Regions from separate parts of the Homo sapiens genome. Here region 1 is linked to region 2. The links are chromatin loops, found by intact Hi-C in ENCODE. Cell type or tissue: MCF 10A. All regions are shown on one strand. Each heading gives the region's core, and the rest is flanking DNA. Links, peaks and the distances in the headings are about the cores only.

Region 1 (8,465 bases), core at 208-8,207, 57 kb after region 2:
AAATTCTTTGAGCTGTTTATAATGGTTACCCCTAAATCTCAACTTTATCACTTTCAGTTTCTGTGGACTGTTTTTTCTGGTGTATTGGTCATACTTAATCTGTTTGTTTCTGCTTTGCATTCCTCAATTTTTGTTCACAGTAATTGGAAACTTAAGATAATGTAGCAACCCTAGGCACTTCAACTCTCCATAGCTTATTACTGAGGTTTGCTTACTTACTTAGTGATAGTCTGGATTATTTTAGAGCAGTCTAACTCTCCTCCTCACTCCCCTGTAGTGTGAAGCCCCTGAAGTTCATTTTTTTTTTGCCCTTTGGAAGTATAATCTCTATAGGTCTATATAATTTCTCTAAAGCCTTACATCAGTTTAAAGCTGTCACTGAAACCCTCACCCCAGTGAATTTTTATTTTAATTACATATCTTTCAACTCCAGAACTTCTATTTGTCTTTTTTGTAAAATTCCTATTTTTCAATATCATCTTAGAGTAATGTTACTGTCACATTTGGGTATCCCAGTAGTTAGTAGGACAACAGTGATTATAAGGCCTTCATTAAGGGTCTCTTTCCCTAATACACAGCTGCTATGTTCTAACTGATGACCAATTCTGACCAATTGTGCCGTTGTTTTCACTGATGCGATGGGGCATGCCCATCACAGGTTAATCAAATTTAGAGTCCTTTAAAGCACGGGCCCCCAACCATTACCAGTCTGTGGCTAGTTAAGATCTGGGCCACATAGCAGAAAGTGAGTGGCTGGTGAGGGAGCTTATTGCCTGAGTTCCGCCTCCTATCAGATCAGCAGCATTAGATTCAAATAAGAGAGTGAACCCTACTGTGAACCATGCATGCAAAGGACCTAGGTTGTGCACTCTTTAGGAGAGTCTAATGCTTGATGATCTGAGGTGGAACAGTTTCAAGCCGAAACCATCCCCCACTGTCCGAGGAAAAACTGTCTTCCACGAAACTGGTCCTTGGTGCGGAAAATGTTGGGAAACTGCTGCTTTAAAGGGACAGTTGCTGAGGTCAGTGTTCATATTTGTTTGAACCAGTAGTGCTCTTTCTGCTGACACTGTCCTCTTCTCTCCACTGAACTGTGAACCTATCATTTAGCAATGAATCAATTTCCCAGTTGCTTTTCACCGTCGCTTTCACTGTTGTGCTGAGTGCTCTCAGGGTTGAACTTTTTCAATCTCATCCTTTGGGGTATACAGGTATAAAAGGAGCTCTCTGTTCTATATCCTGTTTCTCATTCTGGGCAAAATATTTGAGCTGCTGCTCTGGTGCTCCAGGCAGGGAAAGCAACAGGCCGTAATTTGAGTGACCTTGAGTTGCCAAATGACAATTGATGTAAGGTGGGAAGCAGCCTCAGATCTCTTAAGATTGCCCTCTCACTGAGCAGCTACCTTCTCAAGAGTCTGAGCACTCTCTATTGTATTATCACAATTTTTCTATAACTCTACACCTATCCTAAAATTTTTTAAAACATGGTAAAAGAAATGCTCAACTTCAGTGAATTCCCATTAATGAGTCTCTTGGACTACCTCTTCAGTGTAGGTGTAGGGATGTATATTTGGCAGGATGAAGAAGTAGCATTTATGTGGAGGGAAGCAAAGCAAAACACCTGCATTTTGCTAATTTTTTTCTGGGAATTGTCTACATATCCATTTTGCTAGCATGCTACAATGATTATAAATAATGTAGACCTAAAATATTAAGAACATTATTTCAAAATCATTAGTGATTACCCTTAAATTTCATTGCTTTTTTCCAGTTCTATTTTTGCATAGGGATCTATCTGTACTTTGATACATTAATCTGGATTCCTACCCATGGAGTAATTACTCCACATAGTGTAATTCTCACACACTTATCCTGACATAAAAAGAAGTAAGGCTTACAAAAAGACATTAACAAGTAATTCTGCAAATCTGTGAAGCTTTTGTGAAATGAGAAACAGCTCTTCTGGGCTAATGAGTAGCATTTGTGATTTGGGATGCCACGAGAATCCCAGATTACTTTCTCCCATCTATACAACACAACTGGCCAAAATACTGCTTTGTTAGTAGGGTGCAGGTTTATTTTCCAAAGATAAGCCCTTACTCTTGGGTAGTAAAGGTATTTTTGGAGGCATATTCCATGTTCTTTTCATGACTGAACTAGCCAGCTTACCATTTAGGACACTGTGCTTCATGGAAGCACTGAAATTTAAAGGCTGAGATAGTTGATCTGCTGGCATTTGCTTTTGTGTCTTAGAATGGTCTATGGAATGAAATTTATCTTCCAAAAGCATATTTTATGAAAGCTTGCGTATAAAACTTTCCCATTACAAGTTAGTAAAAGCTGACTTATTAACAGCTACTCTTCAAAGTGGTCCGATCACAGATTGAGAATTTTAATGAAGTTACCATGAAGGAAATGAGTTATGTGTCCGTGCACACACACACTAGAATTTTTACTATTTTGTTACAGCTGTTATCTTTTGGATATTTGATTGTTGACTAATACATACAAGAGTGTTATTAGTTTTGTAAAGACCGCAAAGGAATCTGAAGACATTTCATCCTTCTGAAATAAAACTATCTACTGGAAAAGGTTTAAGCTTAAAAAAATAATTTGAAATTTTCAAATTTCCTTTTCCTTCCTAAAATCTCCACTTGAACTTTATACTAGCCAGCAGCAGGGGACCTGGCTTGGCACATATTTTTGTAATACAATTGAATTTTAGGCTCAAAAGATTTTCCAGGTCATTTAATCCAATCCTTTTATGTTTATCAGACCAAATTTTCTATTGTCATTTAAAAAAGACTATTTTTAAAATTTCTTACATACCTTATATTCTGCTTCCACAAACATCTGACACAACCACAGTTCAACTTCAAAACTAGTAGGAAATTAAAAAGTTATGATATGACCATTCTACACACCTTAGTCAACTTTTGCCAATTGACCTAATGTCCTTTTGTTGGACTAGGATCTAATTCAGGATCATAGGATGTATTTTCTTACTCCTAAATCTCCTTCAATCTGGGACAGTTCCTAAGTCATGAAAGAACTTCGTGACGTTGACACTTGGAACGTACTGTTCCTTAATTTGTAGAAAAGTTCCTCAGTTACAACTTGGTCATTTTCAAACTTTAAGCAACCAAGTGTGGTGATTCTCAGGAACTCACAGCATATTAGTGGTGAGCACCTTCATACACAAATAGAAGATTGCTAACCATATGCAAAGTTTATTCCAAGATTTCAGACGGCATGCCAGCTGCTTCAAGGGTTGAGGTGGGGAATGTGATACAGGTCAATGAATTGGTTTAACAGTCATATAACAAACGTAGTAGATAAGTCTCCAATAGATGTCCGATTTCCTACGGAATCTTGGGTTTAGAGCTAAACCCTGGGACTAATTGGTGTGCTCCAAATGAAAATGTTCCCAAGCCACAGTTTTGAGTTCCTTTCTTTTCCCCTAGTGTGGTGTGTGTGGTTTTTTTTTCTAAAGCCATAGTGTAGGCTCACAAAACATTTAGAATATGGCTAGTAACAAAGTGCTCTTTCAAATGGGATTACGCAAGACTGGCTTTGGGCAGAGTGAGTGCTACAGAAGGTCAAGAAAAGGGAGCAAAGCTGGAGACTGATGGGAAAAACCCTAAACACACATACGCTGACGCTCACAATCATGTACTTCATAAACATACTTCATCTGCACACGGCCCCACCTCCGTCCCCGCTGCCCTTCTGTGTTTCTCAGCCAGGACACGCAGCCTCTGCTGTGGGTTTACACCAAGGTGCCAATGTAGAGACTAAAATGGACAGAGCAGGAATCCCTCTCCTCTCCAGGACATTTGCTGGAGTCTCCAGTGAAAACGCAGTAAACAGCAGGCAGGGTCCGTGGCGCTTGCAGTTCGACCTCAACCTGCAGCCACGGAGAGCTGTGGGGAGAGCGGAGCTGAGGCCCCGGCAGCTCCCGGTCCCGCACCGGGCTCTGCTGGCGGCTGCCGAGTTCCTGAGACTCCTGCCCCCGCCCGTGTGGCGGCGCCTCACTCCGCACCTGCGGCAGCCCCTGCCCACGCCGCCTCCACCCGCCCCGCCGCGGCCCGACTTCGCTAAAGTTAGGGTCCTGAGCTCCAGCACCCACAGCCGCCCGCGCAGAGCCCCGCGCCGCCACCTCGGGTCCCGGACCCTTCGCCGCCGCCCTCGCTCCCGGGATGGGAAAATTTGGCGCCGGTGAGCGCGTTCCTCGGCGGCGCGGCGCGGCGCTCTGGGTCCTCCGTGTCAGGGCGTCTGCGGAAGCGGCTCCGGTGGCTCCTCTGCTCCTCGTGGCACGCGGCCCAGACCCCCAGAGTACTGTCCGTGCCGGCACTGCGAGACCGGGCTCCTGCTGCTCCTCTCTCCTCCTGGGGTGCCACCAGCGCCCAACGATGGGAGAGGTGAGCAGGAGCCTGCGGGAGCGCAAAGTCCCTGAAGACTGGGGGCGACGGCAGCATGGAACTCCGCGGCAAGATGAAGATCCCTGGCTTCCGGATGGAGGAGCTGCGGCTCACTAGCAGCCTGTCCGCGGAGACGAGGAACCCCACCCACAAAGATGGTTCCTGGGTGCGACCAGGCAGCGTTGCGAGTAGCAGAGTGGTGATGGGGTGGGGTCGGGGAGCGAAGCGGGGAGGGAGTGTGAAAGTGGGCTTGGAGGGTCAAGGGCAGAAGGTGATTTGAGGCTTCTGACTTGAAGTGTGCAAAATAAAGGCTATGCTTGCCTTCGCCAGGAAGTATTTCATCTCCAAGATGGGCCTCAGTCCTCCTGGAACTCCCATCTTCATCTCTAAGCTCCAAACCTGGAAAAAAACAGCTTTCAAGTAAGAATGTAAATCCCTGGTTTCTGTCAATATGGCTTGTGAAGCTGAAGACCAGGCAGAGTAGGGTGTTAAATAAGTGCATAGTATGCGGTGGTGAAAGGGTTAACGTTGTAGGGCAGGCTGACATTGCCCTCAAGGATTCCCACTTCACTTGCTGTAAGCTTACTCTGGGGGCTCCTGTCTGTGATGACAAATGTCTAGGTTAATTTAAAGGGGACAAAATCTCAGTGGACAATCACTGCCTTCTAGTGTGGTCCCTGTCTCTGGCACTGAGGAGATGGAAGTTACATGGAGAGCAGGCACCATCTTTCTGAGAGAGAAAGTGATTAAAGCTGGGGCTTTACAGCTTGTGAATTGATTGTTCTCCAATGTGATTTAGTCCTGGAAACATCAATATCCAAGGGACTACAACTCCCTGTTCACTCTTCATTGCCTGACCACCTCTAGTGAAACCTGAAATAAAGACTTTTCCATATGAAGAAGGGGATTAAGATTCCAGGAGGCTGAGCCTGGGGAGGGAGAGTGGGTGTGTGGTGAGCTTTTGCAAGACAAAGTAGCAGGGCTGACAGCTAGTCATTTTTTTTTTTTTTTTTTTTTTTTTCCCCGGCCATGTCAGGAAGTTTTTTTGTTTGAGTGAATAAATCTGAAACTCTTTAACCTATCAGAAGTATCAACTTAAAGTGAACCTGGAAACTTAGTGACAAATAGTAAAACAACAGCTTTGGTGATTAAAGACCATTTAAAAGTTGTCGAGGCTACCACAGAACAGGCAGTGAGAACACGGTAATCAAAAGTGGGTAAAAATGGAACACATAAGTAAATAGAAGTTAGATCTGGAAATTGCGAGTTTGCTCTTTGAAATATGCACTGATTATCCAGCTCAGTATCAGTCACCATACCTTAGTTTGTAATGCAATTGCAAGAAACCTTCCCAGAGACATGACACTGTATTCCCATTATTAGCTTTTAAAATAACAGTTTTGGACAGTTTACAACACATTTACTCCTTGGGAATTCTGTTGTACATACTTATAGATTGTATTGAGGCAAATCATAACGGCATTTAGCATTGATAGTCCTGTCCTGAGAACATCCACACAGCTCTAGTATGTTACCTTAGGACAAAGGGTTCTGCTTTATGTCGTTCTGTAGAATTTTATTGAGGTAACTGCAGTAGAGATTTTATCCAGCTCCTGGAGACATTTGACTTCACTGCCTACGTTAACAATCATATCTTTTAATATCAGTAAAATATTCAATACTATTAACACATCACCACTAAAATAAGCATCTCACTTAAATCTAAACTTAAAAAATGTTTCCCTTCTTTTGGTAGTTAACTCAGAGTTGCTGGCTTTAAGTGCATCAAATATTATAAGCACTGGGAAACAAAACTTTTGGACTAGAAATAGATACTGTTATACTAAGCTGCAAATTATTAATCCTGAAATATTTTGGCCTGACGGAGAGATTATGCATCTTTGGCAAACCAAATGTTCACTTAAATGACAATGTTTTGTCAGATTGTGTGTGTGTGTACATGTGCACACATTTATACTTACAAGTCCAGTAGAGACAAGTGTGGGTCAGGCTTTGGATAGGTGGCTTTTGCAGTAAGTCTACTAAGGCTATTGAATGTAGTAAGTAATAGGGGAAGTGACTTAGTGTTTTAGCACCCAAAGTTTGCTAAGCAGTGAGATCTCTCACCTCTGAAGTCTTGTATTTCCTAACGCCAACCTCCTCAGCCACACACACACTTTTTCAGTACGTATGTTCATGTTTTCAAAAAGGGCTAATTTCATCTAAACACATTTATCTGTTTCAGCATCATGAAGGAGGTAACGTTTAAAGCTATTTTTGTAAATTGGAGCAGGGGAGGATCAGATGAAACTTAGATGGAGGAAACTGAATTAAATGAAAGCAGAGTGGAGACCTGACTTGTAGTCTTATTTGTTATGTACCCTTGACAAGTCCTATTTGTTGTAGTAATCTGCGTTTGAATTTTCTCATCTGTAAAATGGGGTCAGTGCCACTCAGAATTCATCCACAGAATCACATAATTTGATAGAAATAACAGGGCATTATTGTTGTAAAGTCCTGTACATGGGTGTGTCACTGCCTTTCCACTATTTTTCTTTCTCTCAGATTAATAAAGGACAGTTCATTAACCCCAAATCTAATAATAAAGTTGAAGACTTATGGTTTCTCACTTAGATATCCTACCTTAGAAAGAAGCACCATACGCCATAATATACATCCTTTGGAGTTCTCTGATCTTTATCTAAAAGTTTGCTGCTAAGAGAGACTAATGATTATAATAACATCTGAACGACAGGTACAAATAGATGGTCATTATGAGCTGCCCATCTAACTTTTCAAGAATTCTGGATGGTTTCCTTGCAGCATTCCTCTCTCCTGTTCCTTTTGCTGATGCTTTTGGGGAAGCCTTTTGAAGATGTAACTTCTGCCTTGCACATGATTAGTACTCAGAATTTTGTATGGATTCATTAGCTAATGCTGGTTAGCATTTTAGAGTGCAGTGGAAGACAGAATTTATACACACATTCAGACACAAAGCACTAAATATACTAAAACTTGTACATGATTAGTACTTTCCTCTGTGTGTGTTTTGTATGTTTTGTTGTGAATGTGTTTAGTGCAATTCCCAAAATTTGAGAGCCATTATTTAAATTCATTTACTAATACAGCCTTGTTATATGGGACTGCCTTTCTCAACGGAAACCTTTGCTAGACCCAGTGGGGGAATCTTGTGGCATGAAAGATGCTGAGTAGGGACAGTTTGTTGCGAGCAAGAACGTGTTTCATCTGCACCACTCATTTTATACATGTCATGTGCTGTGATCTAATTTTACATATAATATGTAGTACTTTGTGTCTGTGAATGTGTATAATTCTGTCTTCCATTGCATTCTCAAATGCTAACCAGCATTAGCTAGTTAATCCATACAAAATTCTAATTAGGTGGATGGTATTTTCTCTTCACATTTTTATGCTAAACATAATGTTTCACTTTTTCACTGTCTCTTTAGCATTAGCAATGTTGTTCAAAGAGATATTAACCTAAGACCGTTATCTGCAGTATATTACTTACATCATTATGATGGTATTAATGCTGCATTCTGTTACATGACTGGCTGCTTGACATCTGCTTGTGTGCCATCAGCTATTTTTAAGCACGACATGTATCAACACAACCTTGGTGGTAATTACACTGGGCCAAGTTTTTTGTTTTAATAAAATGCTTTTATTTAGCATCTTTTAAATTTTCACAATCTTGTGAAGGTGGGATTATCACTCTAATGACACAAAACTAAGGTTAAAAAAGGATCATTGACTTGGCCAAGATGATGTGAATGGTCAATGATAGAACACAATGTGGAATTCACATTGATCTCACTCCAAATCTGCCTTATAGTTTTTTAATGTAGAACTTAGAAATCAGATCCTTTTAAGAACTGTCTGTAAAATTATTCATCTTGCGTGGATTTTAGCGGCAGCTGCAAGCAGGCAAATGTTGGTAATGGAAGCTTCATCTTATGAAAGGTAAATCTCTTCACATTTTATTCTTTACTTTCAGTAGTAATTGCATTGTTTTCACACTGT
Region 2 (8,465 bases), core at 197-8,196:
AGGTGGTCTCAGATGGAGTTGAGAAGCTTGTTGGGAAGTGGAGCAAAGGTGACTCTTGTTACGTTTTAGCAAAGAGACTGGTGGCATTTTTCCCCTGCCCTAGAGATCTGTGGAACTTTGAACTTGAGAGAGATGATTTAGGGTATCTGGCAGAAGAAATTTCTAAGTAGCAAAGCATTCAAAAGGTGACTTGAGTACTGTTAAAAGCATTCTGTTTTAAAAGGGAATCAGAGAATAAAAGTTCAGAAAATTTGCAGCCTGATGATGCAGTGGAAAAGAAAAACCCATTTTTTGAGGAGAAATTCACGCTGGCTGCAGAATTTTGCTTAAGTAATAAGGAGCTGAATGTTAATCCCCAAGACAATGGGGAAATGTCTCCAGGGCATGTCATAGGTCTTCACAGGAGCCCCTACCATCACAGACCCAGAAGCTTAGGAGGAAAAAATGGTTTCCTGGGCCAGGCCCAGTGTCTCCACGCTGTGTGCAGCCTAGGGACTTGGTGCCCTCTGTTCCAGCTGCTCCACCTGTTGCTAAAAGGGACCAAGGTACAGCTTGGCCCATGGTTTCAGAGACTGCAAGCCCCAAACCTTGGCAGATTCCACATGGTGTTGAGCCTGCAGGTGCACAGAAGTCAAGAATTGAGGTTTGGGAACTTCCATCTAGATTTCAGAAGAGGTATGGAAATGCTTGTATGCCCAGGTGAAAGTTTTCAGCAGGGTCAGGGGCCTCATGGAGAACTGCTTCCAGGGCAGTGTGACAGGGAAATGTGGGGTTGAAGAACCCACACAGAGTCCCTACAGGGGCACTGCCTAGTGGAGCTGTGAGAAGAGGGCCACTGTCCTCCAGACCCCAGAATGGTAAATCCACCGAAAGCTTGCACCACCCACCTGGAAAAGCCACAGACACTCAACACCAGCCTGTGAAGGCCCAAGCTAAGAGGGAGGCTCTACCTTGCCAAGCCACATGGGTGGAGCTGCCCAAGACTATGGGAGCCCACCTCTTGCATCAGCATGACCTGGATATGAGACATAGAGTGTAAGGAGATCATTTCAGAGCTTTAAGATTTGACTGCTGTGCTGGATTTCAGACTTTCATGGGGTCTGTAGCCCCTTCGTTTTGGCCAATTTCTTGAATTTGGAATGGGAGGAATCCTGGCTGGGCTAGGGCCCTAGAGGGGATTATGGAGTCCTGGAAGTAAGTAATCTATATCTTGGTGTGGGTGTTTAAACACATGTGTGTGTGTGTATGTGTGTGTGTGTCTGTGTATACATATATACATATACACACACACACATACACACACACACATATATATATATAAAATGCTTATGACTTTGCTTTGTAAAAAATGGAAAGCACCAATATATATTAAGCAACAAAGTAATTAAATTTGTATTTTTGAAAGACCACTTGTTCAAAATCTGGAGTAGTGATTGGAAGGGTAGAGAAGCTGCAATCAGGAACCTAGTCCAGAGGCTACTTAAATAGGCCAAGTGAGACGTGATGAGAACAGAGAATGATAGAAGACAGATCTCATGAGAATTCACTCACTATCATGAGAACAGCATGGGGGAACCACCCCCATGATTCAGTTACCTTTCACTGGGTCCCTCCCACAACACATGTGGATTATGGGGGTTACAATTCAAGATATTTCAGTGAGGACACAGCCAAACCATATCATTCTGCCCCTAACCCCTCCCAAATATCATGTCTTCACATTTCAAAACACAATCATGCCTTCCCAGCAGTCCCCCAAAGTCTTAACTCATTTCAGCATTAACCCAAAAGTCCACAGTCCAAAGTCCCACCTGAGACAAGGCAAGCCCCCTCTGCCTATGAGCCTGTAAAATCAAAAGCAAGTTAGTTACTTCCTAGATACAATGGGGGTACAGGCATTGGGTAAATACAATCAAGTGGGAGAAACTGGCCAAAACAAAGGGGTTACAGGCCCCATGCAAGTCCGAAATCCAATAAGGCAGTCATTGTACCTTAAAGTTCCAAAATTTTTTTTTGTTGACTCCATGTCTCACATCCAGCTCATGTTGATGCAAGAGGAGCACTCCCACAGCCTTGAGCAGCTCTGCCCCTGTGGCTTTGCAGGATACAACATCCCTCCTAGCTGCTTTCACAGCTGATGTTGAGTGTCTGTGGCTTTTCCAGGCTCACGGTGCAAGCTGTCAGTTGATCTAGCATTCTGGGGTCGGGAGGAAGGTGGCCTTATTCTCACAGCTCCACTAGGCAGTGCCCCAGTGGGGACTCTGTGTGGGGGCTCCTACCCCACATTTTCCCTTCTGCACTGCCCTAACAGAGGTTCTCCTTGAGGGCTCTGCCCCTGCAGCAGACTTCTGACTAGATATCCAGGCATTTCTATACATCTTCTGAAATCTAGGTGGAGATTCCCAAACCTCAATTATTGTCTTCTGCTCACCCACAGACTAAACACCCTATGGAAGCTGCCAAGGTGTGAGGCTTGCACCCTCTGAAGCAACAGCCTGAGCTGTACCTCGGCCCCTTTTAGCCTTGGCTGGAGTGGCTGGGATGCAGGGCACCAGTTCCTAAGCCTGCACACAGCAGGGGTCCCTGGACCCAGCCCAGGAAACCATTTTTCCCTCTTAGGTCTCCAGGTCTATGATGAGAGGGGCTGCCAAGAAGGTCTCTGACTTGTCCTGGAAACATTTCCCCATTGTCTTGGCAATTAGCATTCGGCTCCTCCTTACTTATGCAAATTCCTGCAGCTGGCTTGAATTTCTCCCCAGAAAATGGGTTTTTCTTTTCTACCCCATCATCAAGCTGGAAATTTTTCAAACTTTTATGATCTGTCACCTCTTGAGTGTTTTGCTACTTAGAAATTTCTACCACTAGATACCTTAAATAAATCATCTCTTCAAGCTCAAAGTTCCACAGATCTCTAGGGTAGGGGCAAAAAGCTGCCAGTTTCAACCTTCGCTCCATTTTCCAACAAGTTTTTCATCTCCATCTGAGACCAACTCAGCCTGGACTTCATTTTCCATGTCACTATCAGCATTTTGGTTAAAGCCATTTAACAAGTCTCTACAAGGAAGTCCCAAACTTTCCCACATCTTCCTGTCTTCTTCTGAGTCATTCAAACTGTTCCAACCTCTGCCCATTACCCAGTTCCAAAGTTGCTTCCACATTCTCAGGTATCTTACAGAAATGCCCCACCACCTTGGTACAAATTTACATTATTAGTCCGTTCTCACATTGCTATAAGGAAATACCCAAGACTGGATAATTTATAAGGAAAAGAGGTTTAATTGATTCACAGTTCTCCATGGCTGGGGAAGCCTCAGGAAATTTACAATCATCACTGAAGTCACCTCTTCACAAGACAGCAGGAGAAAGAATAAGTGCCAGCAGGGAAAATGCCTGATGTTTGTAAACCATCAGATCTCGTGAGAACTCACTCACTTTCACAAGAACAGCATGGTGGAAACCATCCCCATGATTCAGTTACCTCCCACTGGCTCCCTCCCATAACACCTGGTGATTATAGTTCAAGATAAGATTTGGATGAGGACACAGCCAAACCATATTAGTCATTCAAATTTAATGATCCAATGACTCATCCAAAACAAAGAACAGCTAGTCATCTTCTTACTATATGTACTGTGAAGTGTCCAAATAAGTACATTTGTAATTCATTAGAGGAATGTCATGGGTGTTGAGATAAGCTTGTGAGTCATTATAGTATACATATTCTAAGCCATAGTTATATTAAAGATTGGCCAGGGCTGTTTAGAAAAGTAAAGTAAGAACAATGAGAATATGAAATATATATGATCATTCTTCATATATATAAAATATACATAAACATATATATAAAAACATATATATATATGAAGAATGAGCAAAAAAAATGGAAGGTAGAAGGTGAGGAAGGAAAATAGGAAATACTATACAAGGAGTAAAAGATCTAGATGATTACAAATGTCAAAAAATAGAAGTCTAAGGATTAAATGGTCAATGGTATCAAATCTACAAAATAGAAGTAGTATACAGATTTTATAATGCACAGTGAATTTTGGCATTAGTGATTATTGGAGATACTTCCAAGTGAAGAGAAATGAAATAGTTAGTGTGAGTCATGATGGTGAAACTGACTGCAATGAACATCGGCAGGATTGGGAGATGAGACATAGAAATTGTAAAAATGACTCAAGTAAATTTGGAAATTGAAAAGTTAAAGGTTATAAACTAGATCCATGATGTTTTTAGTGTGGTTTTTAGAATATAAGACAGACTTATGCAACTGTATTTGAGCCCAAAGTGCAGTTGAAGAAAAAATAATAAAAGAAGATGGAGGATCATGAGATTCATCTTCATTTACTACTCAAATTTTGTTGTCCGTGGTGGGTGTGTTGCCTTAAAATTTTTTTATTACAACTATTTCATTGAGAAATGGTGTATCCCCTTTAATTTACTGCTGTGAAATATTTGAGCATACATATTATGTATACTTTCCACTAAGAAGTTTTGATTATGTCACATTGCTACTCAGATATGGAGTATCCCTATTGATCAAGGATTGATTCCTAGTCACCTGAGAGACCCATGGTCTCTCTCTGCTTTGATCACATGTGGTGAGCTTGAGCCCTGATATGATCATCTGTGGCCCTATGAAAAGAGTTGGTTTCCTTCGGGATGCATTGGGACTTGAGGCTATAGTCGTGAAAGGCACCTGAGACTTCACGGACGCCTCCACACTCTGACCATAAAATCCCCACATCTGCTAAACAGAGATAGTATCACCCTTTTGACTCCTTTTCCAGAGGGGATATAATAGAGTTTTCTCATTTTAAAAAATCCAGCTATTACTATTAGAAAGTACTGTAGGAAGGTCAATGTTCCTTTGCAGTACTTAATGGAATAGTTGAATATGCTAAAATTTCTATACTAGAAAGCTCTACATGCCAGCTTCATGAATGTGAGATATTTGCCAAAACAATTGGCAATCATTTCAAGGTTTTTATTTGCTTTCGATGTTGTCAGTCCCTAGACAAGACTCACGACATATTCCCCTATTTACTAATGTGACTCATGACTAAGGGAAAAGGAAAACCAGTAAGAAGTTTATTGATGGCCCACGCTAATGATATTTGTCCTCTGCTTCTCCAACATTGTTCAAACTTCAGGCTTTAGTTGCTTTGCTACTGACTCTCTTTATAGCCCTGATATTTTTTCCCTAACTAATGTAATCAAAATCAGAAAATGCTACTCAAAAATGCTTTTATTCCTCTCACTGTCTCTAGATTCTGTGACTAAGTAATCGTGGAAGAGCTGCAAAGGAACTAGGATTGTAATCAGGTCATCTTGAGGCCTAGTCTTCCTTGCTTTGTGACTTTGAGCAAAGCACTTCTCCTCCCTGCACATCATTTTCCTCCTCTGTAAAAGGAAGGGGCCCAATTAAAAGATCTCAAAGGTTTTTTTTATGTTAAACATATATAAATATATAAACCTTTGATTGCATAAGTATCTGTAAACTTAATTTTTCTCACAGAAGTTTTGCTCAAGGAAGATTGGCACTTTAAATATGACTGTGTCATTCATATGGATGTGCTCTCATAATTTCAGTGTCACTACTACTGTGACATGACAGCTGCTTAACCTCCCTATTAATGCCTATTAATGTGTCATTGATTTATTTGTGTGCTGAAAGTCAGCAAATCTCAGACACGTGGGACCAACAGAAGAGTGCAGCGCCGTGTGTTAGAAAATCAAGGAATCAAGTCTAGGTTATGTCACAGAGTAGGTCCTTGCATAACTTAACCTCTCTATGCCTCAATTCCCACATCCATAAAATTAAGATAGTTACACCTGTTCCTAGGGTAGCATGAGAATTATGTGAAATAATATATGTGAAGAATGGAGCACAGTACCTAGACAGTATTAAGTATCCATAAGAACCTACATTTTTTTTTTGTTGCTTAGTATTGAAGCTGGCAAAGTCCGTAAGATCAATAATTATCCAGTTCTCAAATAAAATTCTTATCATCAAATGTAGGCTAAGTGAATATTTGTTCTTCCTCACTAGTCTGATTCAGGATTCAGAGATATGAAGTCATTGGAAAACACTAATGATATTTATCCCCCAACATGCATAGACAATAATATAAATGACTTTTAACGTTTTCCATGAAATGCTAAGCAAGAAATTATTCTCGACAAATATATGTTTAGGATGATGGAATCCAGAATTTTTGATCCAATGTTATAACTACTATGCTTTGACAGTTATTAGTTTACTTATTTTAAAAATATATTTATTGCATAGATCTATATTTGGTGAAACCCCGTTTCTACTAAAAAAATACAAAAAAAATTAGCCGGGCTTGGTGGCGGGTGCCTGTAGTCCCAGCTATGCAGGAGGCTGAGGCAGGAGAATGGCATAAACCCGGGAGGCGGAGCTTGCAGTGAGCAGAGATCGCACCACTGTACTCCAGCCTGGGTGACAGAGCGAGACTCCGTCTCAAAAAAAAAAAAAAAAAAAAAAAAAAAAAAAAAAAAAACACTGAAAGGTATGTATCAGTGTCTCAGCTGTTAAGTTCCATATCATTATATAATATTTATTCTTGCAAGTGGCAAAACTCAGTCCGTATGACCACAACTCCTAATGGCTACCTGAACCTCCTTTCATAGGCCACATTAACTTTGGTTCATGAGGAGAATGCATTTCCCAGAGCCCATCCTGTTATGCATTCTTACTTTTGACCCTGGGCATTAACCAATGAACAGCTAGTTACTAGCAAGTCAGGGTGTGAACTGCAGCAAAATTATTCCCAAAGGGTCCCAACACCACTTTCATATCTGATTGAAATGTCATTGTGTCAGAACGTTAACTGCTCGAGACATTCGCCAAAGCTGAAGTTCGCAATCTGGATAATAGACTGTAGAGAAGGAAAATCATTTTTTATCTCAATGTGGTCAAACCAACAAAAGTAATCTATTGTTTTATGTCTATGGAGAAGTATCTTCTCGTTTTTAATCTCATTTTTAAATAATAATATAAAGGAATTGGAATACTTTACATTTCCCATTGCATCATCTTCCAATATTATGACTCAAACTATGTTTGAGTAACTCTTATATAACAGATTCCATGGGTTTTTAAAGGAAGTAAATGTTTCTGTCTGGAGGTAAGTAAGTAAAATTCTCACATTCAGTGAATATGTAGGATACTGACATCACGATAAAGTCAGTCAGAGGAGAACAGGGAAGGCAGTAATAATTGTTCTGGTTATATATCTTTTTATCAGCTTCTTGCCCTCGAAAGAAACAGGGAGGAAGTGGTCATGTATGTCCATCCTGCCCACACAAATAAAAGTACAGAAGCTCCTCAACTTATGGTAGGGCTACATCCAGATACATTCACGGTAAGTTGAAAATGCTTTTAGTGCTGGCAGCACAGCATACAGTTCCTGATTTACAATGGTTCAATTTAAAATTTTTTGACTTTACAATGGTGCCAAAGTGATACAAATTCAATAGAAACCATAACCTCCTTGACTTACAATAGGTTTATGTCCCAATAAACCCATCATAAAGTCGAAAAATCTTTGAATCATTGAACCGTATTAAGTTTGGGACCATCTGTACTTCTATTTCCTTTGTGAAGATGGATAGAAACAGTAAATAAATTGTCAATTTGAATATAAGTTAGAGGGGTCTAAAATCTCCTTCCAAAACCAAAATATTTTTGTCTAAATCACAGGTATGCCTGGTTTCTCTGGAATCCCCTCCCCTCAGCTACTCTGATCGTATCATAATTCTTTGGTTCTCTGTCCTCATTACTACATTCCACTAAGGTCTTAAGAAAGAAATGTATAATTAATAACTAGATAGAAAACAGGCTCAGAGAGTTCAGTAGACATTAACCTACCTCACTGTCCGGGTCTTTGATCTAACAAATGTTTAATTAGCAGCAATTTTGGCCAGACATTGTGCCTGGGACAGGGGATTCCAGAGTGAATGAGACACAAGTACTCCTTTCCAGGAATTCAAACTTTAAGGCAATGACTATCCTTATAGAAAGGAAAATTGGGCCAGGCGCGGTGGCTCACGCCTGTAATCCCAGCACTTTGGGAGGCCGAGGTGGGCGGATAACAAGGTCGGGAGATCAAGACCTGGCTAACACGGTGAAACCTCGTCTCTTCTAAAAACACAAAAAAGTTATCCAGGCTTGGTGATGAGCACCTGTAGTCCCAGCTACTCGGGAGGCTGAGACAGGAGAATGGCATGAACCCAGGAGGCGGAACTTGCAGTGAGCCGAGGTCACGCCACTGTACTCCAACCTGGGTGACAGAGCAAGACTCCGTCTCAAAAAAAAAAAAAAAAAAAAAGGAAAGGAAAATTGATCGGAAATGTTAACACATTAGGTTTTGTATGTTAAAAAGGCCTGGATATAAATCACAGCTTACCATATTTCCACTTGTATGACTTGAAAA

What was found. Peaks named below come from ENCODE experiments on the same cell type or tissue, not always from the same donor. Only the 100,000 strongest peaks of a DNase experiment are listed, where the experiment ranks them.
Region 1: a loop joins it to region 2, with 7 times the contacts of the local background. A loop is called at or near these places in 3 of 110 quality-filtered maps.

Annotation. Positions count from the first base shown.
Region 1 is chr10:107,910,623-107,919,087 of GRCh38, reverse strand. All of the region lies in intron 4 of LINC01435 (long intergenic non-protein coding RNA 1435), which reads left to right. Among named protein-coding and RNA genes, the nearest start is that of LINC01435, 150 kb to the left of the region's middle. In MCF 10A, for the core only: no CTCF peak of the experiment used is centred there; a DNase peak (open chromatin) is centred at 3,677.
Region 2 is chr10:107,967,284-107,975,748 of GRCh38, reverse strand. All of the region lies in intron 4 of LINC01435 (long intergenic non-protein coding RNA 1435), which reads left to right. Among named protein-coding and RNA genes, the nearest start is that of LINC01435, 98 kb to the left of the region's middle. In MCF 10A, for the core only: no CTCF peak of the experiment used is centred there; DNase peaks (open chromatin) are centred at 3,548 and 4,138.